Regions from separate parts of the Homo sapiens genome. Here region 2 is linked to region 1. A link is a loop called in an ENCODE intact Hi-C map of the cell type or tissue named here. Cell type or tissue: lower leg skin. All regions are shown on one strand.

The links. Peaks named below come from ENCODE experiments on the same cell type or tissue, not always from the same donor. Only the 100,000 strongest peaks of a DNase experiment are listed, where the experiment ranks them.
Region 2: a loop joins it to region 1, with 6 times the contacts of the local background. A loop is called at or near these places in 3 of 110 quality-filtered maps.

The regions. Positions count from the first base shown.
Region 1 is chr3:51,351,047-51,359,046 of GRCh38, reverse strand. It overlaps DOCK3 (dedicator of cytokinesis 3), which reads right to left. Exons shown (of 53, transcript NM_004947.5): 41 at 4,024-4,165; 42 at 2,792-2,958; 43 at 2,554-2,640; 44 at 1,906-2,085; 45 at 1,206-1,289; 46 at 970-1,086. Among named protein-coding and RNA genes, the nearest start is that of MANF, 30 kb to the left of the region's middle. In lower leg skin, no CTCF peak of the experiment used is centred here; a DNase peak (open chromatin) is centred at 4,046.
Region 2 is chr3:51,088,787-51,096,786 of GRCh38, reverse strand. It overlaps DOCK3 (dedicator of cytokinesis 3), which reads right to left. Exons shown (of 53, transcript NM_004947.5): 8 at 7,503-7,544; 9 at 6,403-6,557. Among named protein-coding and RNA genes, the nearest start is that of MANF, 290 kb to the left of the region's middle. In lower leg skin, no CTCF peak of the experiment used is centred here; no DNase peak of the experiment used is centred here.

The DNA.
Region 1 (8,000 bases):
CAGTGGTCCTGGGTGATGAGAAGAGAACTTGGCTTGGGTGCCAGGTAGCAGCAGGTAATTGGGCTCATATCCCTTAAGATCTGGGAGCCAGCCTGTTTAGCAGGAAGGGATCTTTAGAAAACATTTGGAGTCAGCCCCACAGTTGAAAATGAGGTTTGGATATGTGAATAGGGGGCTCTATCCTCAGCCAGTCAGCATTTCCTCTAAGACCCTGCCAAGGAATACTGGTCCTGGAATATAAGTCCTGTTTGTGTGTTTAAGTCCTTGGGCCAAACCCTACTGTGGAGGCTGAAGAGCTGGGCCAGAGTTAGGGAGACTTTCAGGAGCCTGGTCCAGCCCCAGGACCTGCTTGACTCCTTTAAGGACTGCTAGCATGAAAGTACTGCTCATCCTAGGCTATCTCAGATGTGAGCTTGGATCACGAGACATGATAGAGGAAGCTGGGAATAAGAGGGAGGGAGAGACAGAGGGAGAAAAGGGAGTTGGGAGGAAGAGTAAAAAGAGGGAAAAGAGAACGATTAGAGGGAGGAGAAAGAATGAAGAAGGACAGGGAGAGAGGAGGAGGAGGGAGATGGGGAGAGAAGGCTGGCTCAGGCCATGCCTATCTCTTTAGGTTCTTGGGATGAAAAACATCTCCAAAAAGATCCCTACATGTGGGCCATATATGTTAGCTCTCTTCCTTCACATATGAAAACCTGTCTACTAGCACAGTGCCCTGAAAAACGTTCCCTGCCCTTGAATCTGGCTCCTCCTTTGGGAGTGAGTGAGTGGGAGGATCCTCAGCATCCTTCCCCTGGATATAGCATCCATCCTTGCCCCCTGTCCCTCTGTAGGGAGGACAGCCTCTCTCCCCAACCCCGGCCCCTGCCCAGGCTCCCTCTCTCCTATTTTCCTTTGGTTTGTGGCGTAGGTCTGGAGGAAGTGACACCTGGTTCTACTGCAGCAGGGGCAGGACAGGGATCAACTTACATGGTAGAGACTGGCCCGCATCATCTGGAACTGATCAATTAGCTTCTTATGCAGAGGCCGCATTTCTGGGTGCACAAACTTCTCATGAACTGCTAGCCCAACTCCAAGGACATGAACCTATCAGAGTCACAAACAAGGCCACTCTGTGAACCATGAGTAGCCCCTGAGAACTGCTCATCTTGTAGTGCATGGCTTTTCTCACCTGGCTGCTGGTTCCCAAGCCCTCCAAGACATACCTGCTCCTGCATAAGCTCCTTGAGCTGGGTGATCTTCTCAGCATCTCCTGGGTGCTTGTTGATGTAATCTTTATCAAAGAAGGCCTGTGAAAGGAAAGGCCAAGTCAGGAAGACTCTTCCCAGGACTACTACTTAAGTGGGGCCCAGGAGACTTGAGTCCACTAATGCCACCTAAAAAGCAGCCAGGCTGTCTCCTCATAGGTACATACACCAGTCTGGCCTGTTTGAACTTCTGGCAATTAGAGGTGTGTTTTTTTGTCTGAGAAGGACTGAACGTGGCCAAGCCATCTAAGTCTGGATGCTGACCCCAGTCCCTCATGGAGCCTGGATGGCCTAGGTAGGGCAGGCAGGACTGGTGGACTGGGAGTAGGGGCTAGCCTCTTATCCAGCCTACAACTCACTTCTCCTGACGGGCTGGGCTCCAAGGCTCCTCTTGGAGGGCACTTAACATCCTCCCATAATCAGGATTACAGATTACCCATCTTAGAGTTCAGAGAATAAAAATGAAGAAAAGGCCCTACCAAACTGTGCCAAAGAAATAGGGAGTGATAGGGAGCTTAGGGCCTCATTCCAGGACCATGTCAAGAGAGGGCATGTAGGGAAGGCTACCTAAGGAGACTATAATCTTGAAAAGAGAAGCCTGTGAGCCGCCTTCCTGGCCAGGCTGGCTGCATGGGTTTGGCCTGTGGCCACAGCTTACCTCCTGATAGCGTGCAATGCCTCCATTGACAGCTGCATCAATGACACCATTCAGGCACATGCTTAGCAGGTTAATGTTGCCATGCACCTGCTTGTGTTGATACTGGCTGATCAGGGAGCGTAGCTCCTGGTTCTTATTCTCAACCACTTGGATGGCATTCTCCAGAGGGCTCACCTCCACCTAGGGGCACACAGCACACAGAGTCATCCCAGAAATGATGATAACCCCTCATCATCTTCCTGAGAGCTGGGGTCTAAGATCTGTGGTATTGATTCCCCTTCCTTGTTCCTGTGAACTTGAGACTCCCTGGACCCTTTCCACTTCTGTTGTCTGATTTATAGGCACTTGGAAGTACAGCAAATAGTGAAGAACACTAGTTCTGAAATCAGAGCACTCTGGTTTCTTGAATCTCAGAGAATAGTTTTCTCATATGTAAAGTAGGAGGTTGAAAATACCTGCTGCTCAGGGGTGTTGTATGGATTAGATAAGAGAAGGTACACAAAGATCCTAGCACAGGGTTGACCTGTGGGAGCCTTGGCCAGGCAGGTGGCCGACGCTCTCTTTTTCTTTAGTCCTTAGAGAAGGGCCCCCAGAGCTGGGGCTGATGGAGCAGTTGTGAAGCTCAGCTTCATCTGAGACATGTCTCACCAGTTCCCTCCTCTCCACTTCAAACCACCGAGAGATGCCAGGCAAGCTGTGGGTCAGGGTCAGTGTGGTACGTTCAATCCACAGGCTCTGTAGGGAGGGAACAGGCAGGTATGGGCAGTTAGGCAAGTTTTGCCACACCCTGCCTACCTGAGGGATAAAACAGTGGTGAGTTCCCAAGGAAGTTGAGCTTGCCCCTGGACTTGCTGTGTGTACTGCCCGTTTTCCTAGATTTGTTCACCTTGAATTCATTCTCCTTGTCCTTGGGGCCTTTGTGAAAAGGCCTGTCATACCGGAACTTCCTCACATTGTTGACGCGATAGAAGCTCTTGACTCGATCTGGTACCCTATCCATCTGCAGAACATCCACATAATCTGGAATGGGCGTCACTGCATAGATCTGCAAGTCTGGGCAGGAAGTGAAGGAGAAACACAGACTTGCCAGAGCTGGGCCTGAGAGGCTGACCCCTGTCATCTCCTCAAAGGGGAGAAGTGCACCATAGTCCCTGCTCCTTACTGACAGCCCAGTAGGGGAGGCAGTGGCATCTCTAGGGGCAGATCAGACCCAAGCTCAGTTAGGTAAATCTCTATCTGCTCTCTCCCTCTCCCTGCTCTAGTAGTTGAGTTTCATGAGCACTCAGCCAAGGTGAGATGTCAACAGCCAAGTGTTCTCTGGTGCCCCTTTAAGAAACAAAGGGAAAGAGGGGAATGCAGGCATCCACCCCATGGGAGTGAAAGAAGGCTGCAAGGGTCTGGGCTTCCCCTCTATAGGTAAAGCATATTTACTGAAGAACAACTTTTAAATAAAATACTGTTTGAAATTTTTGTGGAAAAAAAGCAGATAAGAGTCCACTTGCCCTCCCTTCTCTGAAACAAGCTTGCCATAGTCATGGCAACTGTCATGTGGTCCCCAAGGAAGCTGTGTGTGAAAGGTGAGGGGAAGGGCAGTGTTTCCATTCAGACTTCCAAGTGCCACCAAACCAAAGGAACTCCTCATCTTCTCCTGCTCCACACATCCTTGGGCCCTGCCCCAGTCCGCCTGATGAAGAGAAGGGACAACAATAGTACACATGGGAGTGGAGCAGGGCACAGCACAGGTGGTATCCCTGTGACAAGAGCCCTGATAGGACCCCAAGTCACCCTGTACAGTGATTGCTCCTGGCTGCCTGGGCAGACTCCTCATAGGGCAGGGTGAGGATTAAGCTGTTGGAAGCAGCCAGCCTGAGGGATAAAGGCCTTCCTGAAGCCCCACTGATAACTAGACCACCCACTGCTAAGGGCGTGCCACTGCTTCCTCTTTGAGGTATTAGTGCCTTGCTAAGTGTGTGCTAAGCAATGAGGACACACTCAGGTTTAGGACTATGGGATATCTAAACCTGTATGGTTGGCAATGTGGTAAAGGGGCAGCTGACTGGGTGGATCTCACCTCCCAGGGCCCCTGCCCTCCTCCTCCCACCCAGTATCAAAGGATACACTGGGCATCGCACTGTAGGATGGCGTCATCAGGATGGTTGGGGTGCTGCATGGCGACAGCCTGCGGAAACTCACTGAGCATCCTCTGCTGGAAGGCCTCCAGCCTCTCGTAGTCATGGCCACGGCACACGTATTCTTTGTTCTGCCACAAACAGAAGAGCACACTCTATGTATGCTTTGCTTGTAGCCCCCCACCTCCACCCTGGAGTCAGTAGCTACATATAGCACAAACATATCTTAGGAGCCTTCTCTGTATCAGGCCCTGGGACAGGCACAGGGCATTGCACTCAAGGAGGCAGAAGAAAAACAAAGCGAGAATTACACTGTGGTGTGGCAGCCCCAAGGGAAGGGTACAGGCTGCAAGAAGCTTGGAAGAAGAAGAAAAACCTTACGCAGGAAAGAGAGCAAGGTGGGAGATGGGATTTTAGAAAAAGCTATGTTAAAAAAACGTCCTGAAAGGTCCACCTAGGTCAGGCTGGTATGGTATGGTGTGAGTGGAGAAGGGCAATCTATGTGGGTACCGTGACAACCAGGGCAACAACAATCAAGACAGGAAAAGGTGGAGCTGGAAAGAAGGTGTCTGTGTAGAGAACTGGTAGAAGCAGTTGGGCAGAGGGGGCACTGCCAGCCCCTCTTGACATGTCTTCAAAGGAAGAAAGAGAGAGGCATCACAGGGCCAGCCATATGCTTCCCGGGACAGGGTTAATCACTGGGCAGGCCTTGGAATACCCTGACCCTGACTCCAATGTTACCAAGGAGTGATTGCTATGGGTGCCACCAAATAATTTTAAATGGGGGGGGGGTGGTGATCAAGTGTGTGATTCTGAAGGATCACTTTTATTAGTTGGGAGAAACAGTCTAATGTTGCCCAGTGCCCAGTAGGTATTCAGTAACTGTTTATTGCATTAGTAACCCTTTGGCAGCAAATTTCTTTGCAAACATGTCAGCAGAACAAATAAACATCATGCTAAGTACAGACTTCTTAAAACTTTATGTTATGTCACATTTACTTTTGGTTATGTCTCAGTTTTTCTCTTTGTGGACAAGGCACCCCCAACTCTGCTTGCTCTGCCTATGTCATAGCTGGTCATGAGTGGGTGGCTGGAGGAAGTTCCCCTGAAACCCACTGGTGATGCAGTCTGCCCATCCAACTGCCTAGCCAGACCCATTTCAACAAAATGGTATCAGGCACTGCCAGCCCCTCTTGGCATGTCTTCAAAGGAAGAAAGAGAGAGAGAGGCGTCACAGGGCCAGCCATATGCTTCCTGGGACAGGGTTAATCACAGGGCAGGCCTTGTAAGACCCTGATCTTCTTGAAATAGGATTTCTGTCTCATTTTTACTTCCTCTCTCACTATGGGAGAACTTGGCTAAGGCTGGGCCATGTGTCTGTATTGTTTTTTTGTTTTTTTGAGATAAGAGTCTCACTCTCTTGCCCAGGCTGGAGTGCAGTGGTGCAATCTGGGCTCACTGCAATCTATGCCTCCCGGGTTCAAGTGATTCTCCCACTTCAGCCTCTCAAGTAACTGGGATTACAGGTATCTGGCACCATGCCTGGCTAATTTTTGTATTTTTAGCAAAGATGGGGTTTCACCATGTTGGCCAGGCTGGTCTCGAGCTCCTGACCTCAGGTGATCCACCCGCCTCAGCCTTCCCAAGTGCTCGGATTACAGGCATGAGCCACTGCACCCAGACTGGGCCATGTGTCTGGATGAATCAGAATGGAAGGGATTCTGATTCTGATTAACGCTAGGAAGAAAGTTAAGGTCAGGAGGAGCAGGCTGGCCTCTCCAGTGGAACAGACCAGTAGTCAAAGGACAGAGATATTTCTACATCTTTTGCTTGATAAATAAAACTGACAAAGAAAGTACTTGTGAAGAACTAGCCTTTTCATATCATTCATATGTACAACCCTCATCAACGTCTGTTCATGGGTCAAATGAGAAATATAAATTCCCTCAAGAAGGGAGGGTTGGATGTTTTCCTGACTCTTTGCAGATTAATAGATAATCACATTTGTGAGGCGAGGCAGGCAGATGGCCCAGAGAAACCAAGCTGATAGAGCTAAAGTAATAGATGGCCTGTGCATTCAGGGATGGTAGGAGAGTAGCCTAGCCTTCTGGGGAAGGCCCAGCAGGAAGAACGCACACAGTGTTGACCTTGAGGCTGACTGTTGGTTTCATATTCACTTGGGCAAGAGCTCCAGCATCCCCACAAAAGACAGATCTGGCCCCCACTGCTTTGTACCTGATTCCCACCATGGGCAAGGCAAAGAGCTACCTCCACTGGGACTTATTATTCTGCCACAGATGAACTGAGCAGCTGAAATAAGGGAAGGTAGCATGTGGGTTGGCTGAGGAAATTTGTATGCATGAATTATACATGCATTATGCCTCTCGTTGAGATTGCATCTTGTGTGGAGATGGGAATCGATTGATGGGTGATATTTCCTAACACCTCTTGTTATTTTTCCTCCATTCCCAGGGTCTTTGAAACCACATTTGAACATTTGGACTGTTACTTGTGAGCATGATGTGGATGGCTTAGATGCAGGTTTTATGCCAGGTCCTACCTGTCAGAAAGCTCCAACAACCCTGAGACACTAATGTGTCCTGTGACATGAGCATGAAAGGGTGGGAAACAGGTTGGACTACGATGGAGCATTCCTGCTTGGCAGAACAGAAACAGGGGATACCAGGGCCTGATTCTGTAATATCCAAAATAATGATGTTTTATAGTGAAATTTCATTTTTGATGTACAAATTGTGGATCTATACAGGAAGAAGAAAATGACAAGAAAGCATAATTTGAAAAGATAAAATGAGAAAAAGGCAAGTTACAAGACCAGAATCATTAGTTTGTCAAAGGACTTTCTGGAAATGCTTTTGGTTTCTAGTTCTTGTACAATTGCTTCTACTTCTTTTGCTGACTTCCACCACTTCCATTATTCTTATATGATCTATGCTGATGGGGCTAGCAAATATGCCACTTCTAAAATGCCTGGGCTGGATGGTCACTAGAGATGAAGGAGGCCCAGTCCTCTTAAGAAAGTCTCTCCACTCATTCCTGGCTGGGCGCATTGGCTCACGCCTGTAATCCCAGCACTTTGGGAGGCCGAGGCGGGCGGATCACATAAGGTCAGGAGTTCGAGACCAGCCTGACCAACATGGAGAAACCTCGTCTCAACTAAAAAATACAAAATTAGCCAGGCATGGTGGCGCATGCCTGTAATCCCAGCCACTCGGGAGGCTGAGGTAGAAGAATCGCTTGAACCTGGGAGGTGGAGGTTGCGGTGAGCCAAGATCGTGCCATTGTACTCCAGCCTGGGCAACAAGAGTGAAACTCTGTCTCAAAAAAAAAAAAAAAAAAAAAAGTCTCTCTACTCATTCCCATTCTGCTACTAGAAACACTCCTGTGGAATAGAGTTAGAGCCTTCCTGGGGATCACAATTAGGCAGTGAGCTTGCTGTCCCTGTCATATTGCCAGTGCTCACACAGATCGTTTTTCCTTCTAGCCTAGAATGATTACTGCCCAAGAAAAGTGCAAGTTGACCTGCCTTACTTCTGCAATGTGGTTAGCCTGGACTCTGCCGCTAGCAGACTAGCTTTTTTTAAAGGAGCTATTAAGCCCGGTTGACCTTTGATGTGATAACAAGCTTGTTATTGCTCATTGGCTAACCCAATTTCTCCAAGAAGACAGGATCCCAAACATATCAAAGGGAATTTTCCCAGCTACTTGCTGAGGCTTGTGGACAGTGAACTTTAGTTAAAGATATTGGAACTGGGGGTGATCAGCGATTAGCAATTAGGTCTCAACTGCTCCAGGGCCCACACATCAGGGCAGCTTCATTTAGATCATCTGAGAACACATCTCTATGGGATTCAGCCTATAGTGTATGTTGACTACTCCTAGAGCCTCTGAGTTGTGCTGAATAAATAAGAAAATCACAACTGGTGTCAGTAGATCTATGCTCAGTCA
Region 2 (8,000 bases), 260 kb after region 1:
GGTAGATAAATCCACGAAGATGAGGAAAACCCAGTGCAAAAAGGCTGAAAATTCCAAAAACCGGAACGCCTCTTCTCCAAAGGATCACAACTCCTCACCAGCAAGGCAACAAAACTGGATAGAGAATGAGTTTGGTGAATTGACAGAAGTAGGCTTCAGAAGGTGGGTAATAACAAACTCCTCCAAGCTAAAGGAGCATGTTCTAACCCAATGCAAGGAAGCTAAGAACCTTGAAAAAGATTAGAGGAATTGCTAACTACAATAACCAGTTTAGAGAAGAACATAAATGACCTGATGGGGCAGAAAAACACAGCACAGCTTCACTTCGTGAAGCATACACAAGTATCAATAGCCGAATTGATCAAGTGGAAGAAAGGATATCAGAGACTGAAGATCAACTTAATGAAATAAAGTGTGAAGAAAAGATTAGAGAAAAAAAAAAGAAAAGAAAAGGAATGAACAAAAGCCTCCAAGAAATATGGGACTATGTGAAAAAACCAAACCTATGTTTGATTGGTGTACCTGAAAGTGACGGGGAGAATGGAACCAAGTTGGAAAACACTCTTCAGGATATTATGCAGGAGAACTTCCCCAACCTAGTAAGAAAGGCCAACATTCAAATTCAGGAAATATAGAGAACACCACAAAGATACTCCTTGAGAAGAGCAACCCCAAGACACAAGAGCAACCCCAAGACACATAATCGTCAGATTCACCAAGGTTGAGATGAAGAAAAAAATGTTAAAGGCAACCAGAGGAAAAGGTCGGGTTACCCACAAAGGGAAGCCCATCAGACTAACAGTGGATCTCTCTGCAGAAGCTTTACAAGCCAGAGAGCGTGGGGGCCAATAGTCAACATTCTTTTTTTTTTTTTTTTGCCAGAGAGCATGGGGGCCAATAGTCAACATTCTTTTTTTTTTTTTTTTTTTTTTTTTGCTAACCTTATTTATGTCACTTAAGGATTGACATTTGAAAAGAATGAGAGAATGAAGGGTGTTAGTTTAATGAGCATGAAATGTTTTATATGCTGTTATAAGAATTGAGAGAGCTTTTGAGTATTACCTTTCTCCACTAAAAGTTGGGTAAGATGGGGTGAAAAGCTTTAAAACAAATAACAGGTAAAATTAGATAAAGTAATCTGTATAACCAGAAGATAAAGATCAAATGTAAATGTTAAAAGGGCTGCATTTTGCACTAGACAATGCAAATTCCACCATCAAGTTGGTATTAAGAAACTGGGAGATTCTGGATTCTGGTGTTGTCAGTTCCAGGCTTTTTTAATACCCCAAGGAGGGCTGTGGTTGAAGCTCTAGTCAACATTCTTAAAGAATTTTCAACCCAGAATTTTATATCCAGCCACACTAAGCTTCATAAGCAAAAGAGAAATAAAATCCTTTACAGACAAGCAATTGCTGAGAGATTTTGTCACCACCAAGCCTGCCTTACAAGGGCTCCTGAAGGAAGCACTAAATATGGAAAGGAAAAACCAGTATCAGCCACTGCAAAAACATACCAAATTGTAAAGACCATCCACACTATGAAGAAACTGTATCAACGAATGGGCAAAATAACCAGCTAGCATCATAATGACAGGATCAAATTCACACATAACAATGTTAACCTTAAATGTAAACAGGCTAAATGATCCAATTAAAAGACACAGACTGGTAAATTGGATAAAGAGTCAAGACCCAGCAGGAGACCATTCTCACATGCAAAGACACACATAGGCTCAAAAGAAAGGTATGGAGCAATATTTACCAAGCAAATAGAAAGTAAAAAAAAAAAAAAGCAGGAGTTGAAATCCTAGTCTCTTATAAAACAGACTTTAAGCCAACAAAGATCAAAAAAGACAAAGAAGGGCATTACATAATGGTAAAGGGATCAATACAACAAGAAGAGCTAACTATCCTAAATATATATGCACCCAATACAGGAGCACCCAGATTCATAAAGCAAGTTCTTAGAGACCTACAAAGAGACTTAGACTCCCACACAATAATAGTGGGAGATATCTAAAATCTATGCCCTAACATCACAATTAAAAGAACTAGTAAAGCAAGACCAAGCAAATTCAAAACCAAGCAGAAGACAAGAAATAACTAAGATCAGGACAGAATTGAAGGAGATAGAGACACAAAAAACTCTTCAAAAAAATCAATGAATCCAGGAGTTCATTTTTTTGTAAAGATCAACAAAATAGACCTCTAGCCAGACTAATAAAGAAGAAAAGAGAAAAGTGAAATAGACACAATAAAAAATGATAAAGGGGATATCACCACTTATTGCACAAAAATACAAACTACCATCAGAGAATACTATAAATATCTCTACACAAATAAACTAGGAAAATATAGAAAAAATGGATAAATTCCTGGACACACACCTCCCAAGACTAAACCCAGAAGAAGTCGAATCCCTAAACAGACCAACAACAAGTTCTGAAATGGAGGCAGTAATTAGTAGCCTACCAACCAAAATAAGCCCAGGACCAGAGAGATTCACAGCCGAATTCTACCACAGACACAAAGAGGAGCTGGTACCATTCCTTTTGAAACTATTCCAATAAACAGAAAAAGAGGGAATCATCCCTAAGTCATTTTATGAGGCCAGCATCATCCTGATACCAAAACCTGGCAGAGACACAACAAAAAAAGAAAATTTCGGGCCAATATCCCTGATGAACATCGATGCAAAAATCTTCAATAAAATACTGGCAAAACCAACTCCAGCAGCATATCAAAAAGCTTATCCACCATGATCAAGTTGGCTTCATCCCTGGGAGGCAAGGCTGGTTCAACATATGCATATCAATAAACGTAATCCATCACATAAACAGAACCAATGACAAAAACCACATGTTTATCTCAATAGATGCAGAAAAGGCCTTCGATAAAATTAAACACTGCTTCATGCTAAAAACTCTGAACAAACTAGGTATTGATGTAACATATCTCAAAATAGTAAGAGCTATTTATGACAAACCCAGAGCCAGTATCATACTGAATGGGCAAAAGCTGGAAGCATTCCCTTTGAAAACTGGCACAAGACAAGGATGCCCTCTCACCACTCCTATTCAACATAGTATTAGAAGTTCTGGCCAGGGCAATCAGGCAAGAGAAAGAAATAAAGGAAAGAGAGGAAGTCAAATTGTCTCTGTTTGCAGATGACATGATTGTAAATTTAGAAAACCCCATCGTCTCAGCCCAAAATCTCCTTAAGCTGATAAGTAACTTCAGCAAAGTCTCAGGATACAAAATCAATGTGCAAACATCACAAGCATTCCTATACACCAATAATAGATGAGCAGAGAGCAAAATCACGAGTGAACTCCAATTCACAATTGCTACAAAGACAATAAAATACCTAGGAATACAACTTACAAGGGATGTGAAGGACCTCTGCATGGAGAACTACAAACCACTGCTCAAGGAAATCAGAGAGGACACAAACAAATGGAAAAACATTCCATTTGCTCATGGATGGGAAGAATCAATATAATGAAAATGGCCATACTGCCTGAAGTAATTTATAGATTCAATGCTATCCCCATCAAGCTACTACTGACTTTCTTCACAGAATTAGAAAAAACTACTTTAAATTTCATATGGAACCAAAAAAGAGCCTGCATAGCCAAGACAATCCTAAGCAAAAAGAACCAAGCCAGAGGCATCATGCTCTCTGACTTCAAACTATACTACAAGGCTACGGTAACCAAAACATCGTGTTACTGGTACCAAAACGGATATATAGGCCAATGGAACAGAAGAGAGGCCTCAGAAATAACACCACACATCTACAACCATTTGATCTTTGACAAACTTAACACAAACAAGCAATGGGGAAATGATTCCCTATTTAATAAATGGTGTCGGGAAAACTGGCTAGCCATATGCAGAAAACTGCAACGGAACCCGTTCCTTACACCTTATACAAAAATTAACTCAAGATGGATTAAATTGCTGCCTGTTCTTTCGTCTGGAAGCTTCGTCCCAGAGGGGCAACTGCCAGATGCCAGCCAGAGCTCTCTTGTATAAGGTGTCTGTAGGCCCTTACTGGGAGGTGTCTCCCAGTCAGGATATATGGGGGTCAGGGACCCACTTGAGGAGGCAGTCTGACCCTTAGCAGAGCTCAAACGCTGTGCTAGGAGGTCCGCTGCTCTCTTCAGAGCCATCAGGCAGGGAAACTAAAGTCTGCTGAAGCTGCGCCCACAGCTGCTCCTTCCCCCAGGTGCTCTGTCCCAGGGAGATGGGGGTTTTATCTATAAGTCCCTGACTGGGGCTGCTGCCTTTTTTTCAGAGATGCCCTGCCCAGAGAGGAGAAATCTGGCAGTCTGGCCACAGCAGCCTTACTGAGCTGCAGTGGGCTCCGCCCAGTTCAAACTTCCCAGCGGCTTTGTTTACACCGTGAGCATAAAACCACCTACTCAAGCCTCAGTAATGGCAGATGTCCCTCCCCCAACCAAGCTCGAGCATCCCAGGTCGATCTCAGTCTGCTGCTGTGCTGGCAGTGAGAATTTCAAGCCAGTGAATCTTTTAGTTTGCTGGGCTCCATGGGGGTGGGACCTGCCAAACCAGACCACTTGGCTTCCTGGCTTCAGCACCCCTTTCCAGAGGAGTGAACAGTTCTGTATCACTGGCGTTCCAGGTGCCAATGGGTTATGGAGAAAAACAAACTCCTGCAGCTAGTTTGGTGCCTGCTCAAACAGCTACCCAGTTTTGTGCTTGAAACCCAGGTCTCTGATGTGTTAGGCACCAGAGGGAATCTCCTGGTCTGCGGGTTGCAAAGACCATGGGACAAGCGCACTATCTGGGCCAGAGTGCACAGTTCGTCAGGCTCAGTACCTCATGGCTCCCCTTGGGTAGGGGAGAAAATTCCCCAACCCCTTGCACTTCCCAGGTGAGGCAATGCGCCACCCTGCTTCGGCTTGCCCTCCATGGGCTGCACCCACTGTCCAACCAGTCCCAGTGAGATGAACCGGGTACCTCGGCTGAAATGCAGAAATCACCCGCCTTCTGCATCAATCTTGCTGGGAGCTGCAGACCAGAGCTGTTCCTATTCAGCCATCTTGCCAACAATCCATCTTTTTTTTTTTTTTTTTTTTGAGACCAAGTCTCACACTGTCAGCTGGGCTATAGTGCAGTGGCACCATCCCGGCTCAGTGCAACCTCCGCCTCCCAGGTTGAAGCGATTTTCCTGCCTCAGCCTCCTGAATAGCTGGGCTTACAGGAGCCCGCCACCACGCCCAGCTAATTTTTTGTATTTTTGGTAGAGATGGGGTTTCACTATGTTGGTCAGGCTGGTCTCAAACTCCTGACTTCGTGATTCGCCCTCCTCGGCCTCCCAAAGTGGTGGCATTACAGTCGTGAGCCATTGCTCCTGGGCCACAATAATGGAATAGTTTTATCTGTTTCATATATTGGACTTTTTCATAAAATGTAGCTTGAAGAAAGGATTTTTACACACACATACACACTCTCACACACACAAATAAAGTTTACAAACATCTGGATAGTAGGAAAAGAAGAGCAGCCAGAATCTATATCCACACAGCCCTGGCCTGTAGTCTTGCCTACATGCAACAGTTTTAGCTTTCATCAATACCACTACTACCTTCTCTACAATAACTTTCCCAAGGGCACATACTAGGAGCCATTGGTGATAAGGAAAATTCACATGTCCTGATCAATGGGTGCATCATTTTATTCCTATGCCAAAGTAAAGCATAGTGTATTAATATTTTTGTCAAGATCAGAGGCACTGTGGGGCATATAAATTAACTGTTTTTCTTTTGCATTCTGTTATAACTTCCATTTCTAATTTTCCCACATATAATATATAATTGGAAAAGTGAAAAATCTGCTTTCGAATTTTAAGTACTAAAGCAAGTAAAAGCCATAAAGCACTCCTAACACAAGAAGTTCCCAAGCAATATAAAAGAAACTCAGAAGATGCTCTCCTTTCATGGGCTGCCCAGACAAGACACCATCAGCCCCCTTTTTCTTCAAACCCTCTCTTCCACATGCAGCAAGCCAAGGCCCAGGGCTTCCTGCACTCTGGAGCTGTGTGTCTCTGCTGCATTTGTTTGGTTCTATGTTTCTCCTATGCCTTTTTTGTGGTATTAAATAGATGCATCCTTTTCTCTCTGTGAGGTGGTGATAGCCAAGACTCGATTTTGAGCTTCTATGTGGAAAAAGTCATAAAAAAGGCAGCCACCCATGGTATGGTTTACGTGACTTAAGGGCACACAGGGAATTGGGGCCAAAACTCCTAGCTAATGAGATGAGGTTACTTTATCTTGTTTTGCCTCTTCTGTGCATCTGTCTTCTCTGATGGCCAGAGATGCCTATGACCCATACCATCCTAACATAGAACCTCACCAGAATTTCCAGTGACTCTCACCTGATCTGCTTGCCTTCCCTCATGTCATATAAGGAAAAGAAGACATCGGTATCTTCCCCAATAGTATTGTAAGTGAAACTCTTCAGGCTGAGGAAGAAGTGATGTGGCACTGGCATCCGACATGTTTCCCCATGACGTGGGCGCATTGTATCTACCTAATGAGGAAGAAAAAAACCCAGTGATTTTTATTTTAGTTATTTTTTATATTGATCATTAAAAAGTGGAAACTAAATTACAAACTCTTTTCACACTACTGAAGGAGATTATTTGAGAAACTGAAGATGTTTTCTCTGCTTGTAGGGGATGCTGCATCAACAGACTTGGGTTGAGGTGGGCAAGCAAGCAGCTGGGAGGAGTAAACAGTGAAGAAATATAGGGACAGTAATTCCAACTTACAAGTGAACTAAAAATCTCCACCAGGTGACAAATATCTTAGTTCTCCAGGAAACCATTTTCTTTTTCCTTTTTTTTTTTTTTTTTTTTTTTGAGACAGAGTCTCACTCTGTCACCCAGACTGGAGTGCAGTAGCATGATCTCGGCTCACTGCACTCTACTCCCGGGTTCAAGCAATTCTCCTCCCTCAGCCTCCTGAGTAGCTGGGATTACAGGCACCCACCATCATGCCCAGCTAATTTTTTTATTTTTAGTAGGTTTCACCATGTTGACCAGGCTGGTCTCAAACTCCTGACTTCAGGTGATCCACCTGCCTTGGCCTCCCAATGTGCTGGGATTACAGGCATGAGCCACCACGCCCAGCCCGGAAAACCATTTTCAAACTCATTTTAAAGAAATGCCATTATGACCCCAATGCGCTTGATTTACACTGTTACCTCGTAATAGTTACCATTCTAAATAACATTTTTATTTTCTCCCAGACTGATTCATTTTAGTTTCAGTCTGCTTTAATTGTGCTTATGCAAATCTGCACAGTAGAAGTAGAGTCTGGCCAAAACTGTTTAGAGGTCAAAGCTCCTCAGATAAAGACACCACACAGTCAAGAAGTCAGTGGTGTCTGTCATTTCCTGGTGTATTCATATGTTGTAATCTCTTAACAGAAAAAGTTGAGGGGAAAGGCTGGAAGACCCAGGAAAGCCGCTTACCTGGGATGTGCTTTGCTGTACACTCTGCCGGCTAGATAAATGCTATGGAAAGAAGGAAAGAAAAATAAACTCTACCGGGAAAGAAACTAAATTTTATTAAGAACTTTCTATATGCTGGGCAGTCTGCTATGCCTTTTATATTCATGATCTCATTTAATTCTGATAACTTTGTAAAATAAGTGTTATTCGTATTTGGTGGAGACAACTAAGGCTTAGAGTATGGACGTAATTTGCTGAAGGTCACATAGCAAGAAAGTGGCAAAATCCAGATTCAAACCTGAGCCCTTCCAGATCTGACTAACAGACAAGTCACAAGTCGGTGCCTGGTACTAAATTTTTGCTTTGCCACTGTCCTCTCCATATACTGTACCACTTTCTGAGCTGCCTGATCCAGCTTCTTCAGACTTTCCACAATGATGCCTTTAACAATAAAGGGCTCCCTCCCAAACACTTCCCCATGCTGTTCCTTTACTGCTGGCTGGCTGAAATGAGAAGAAG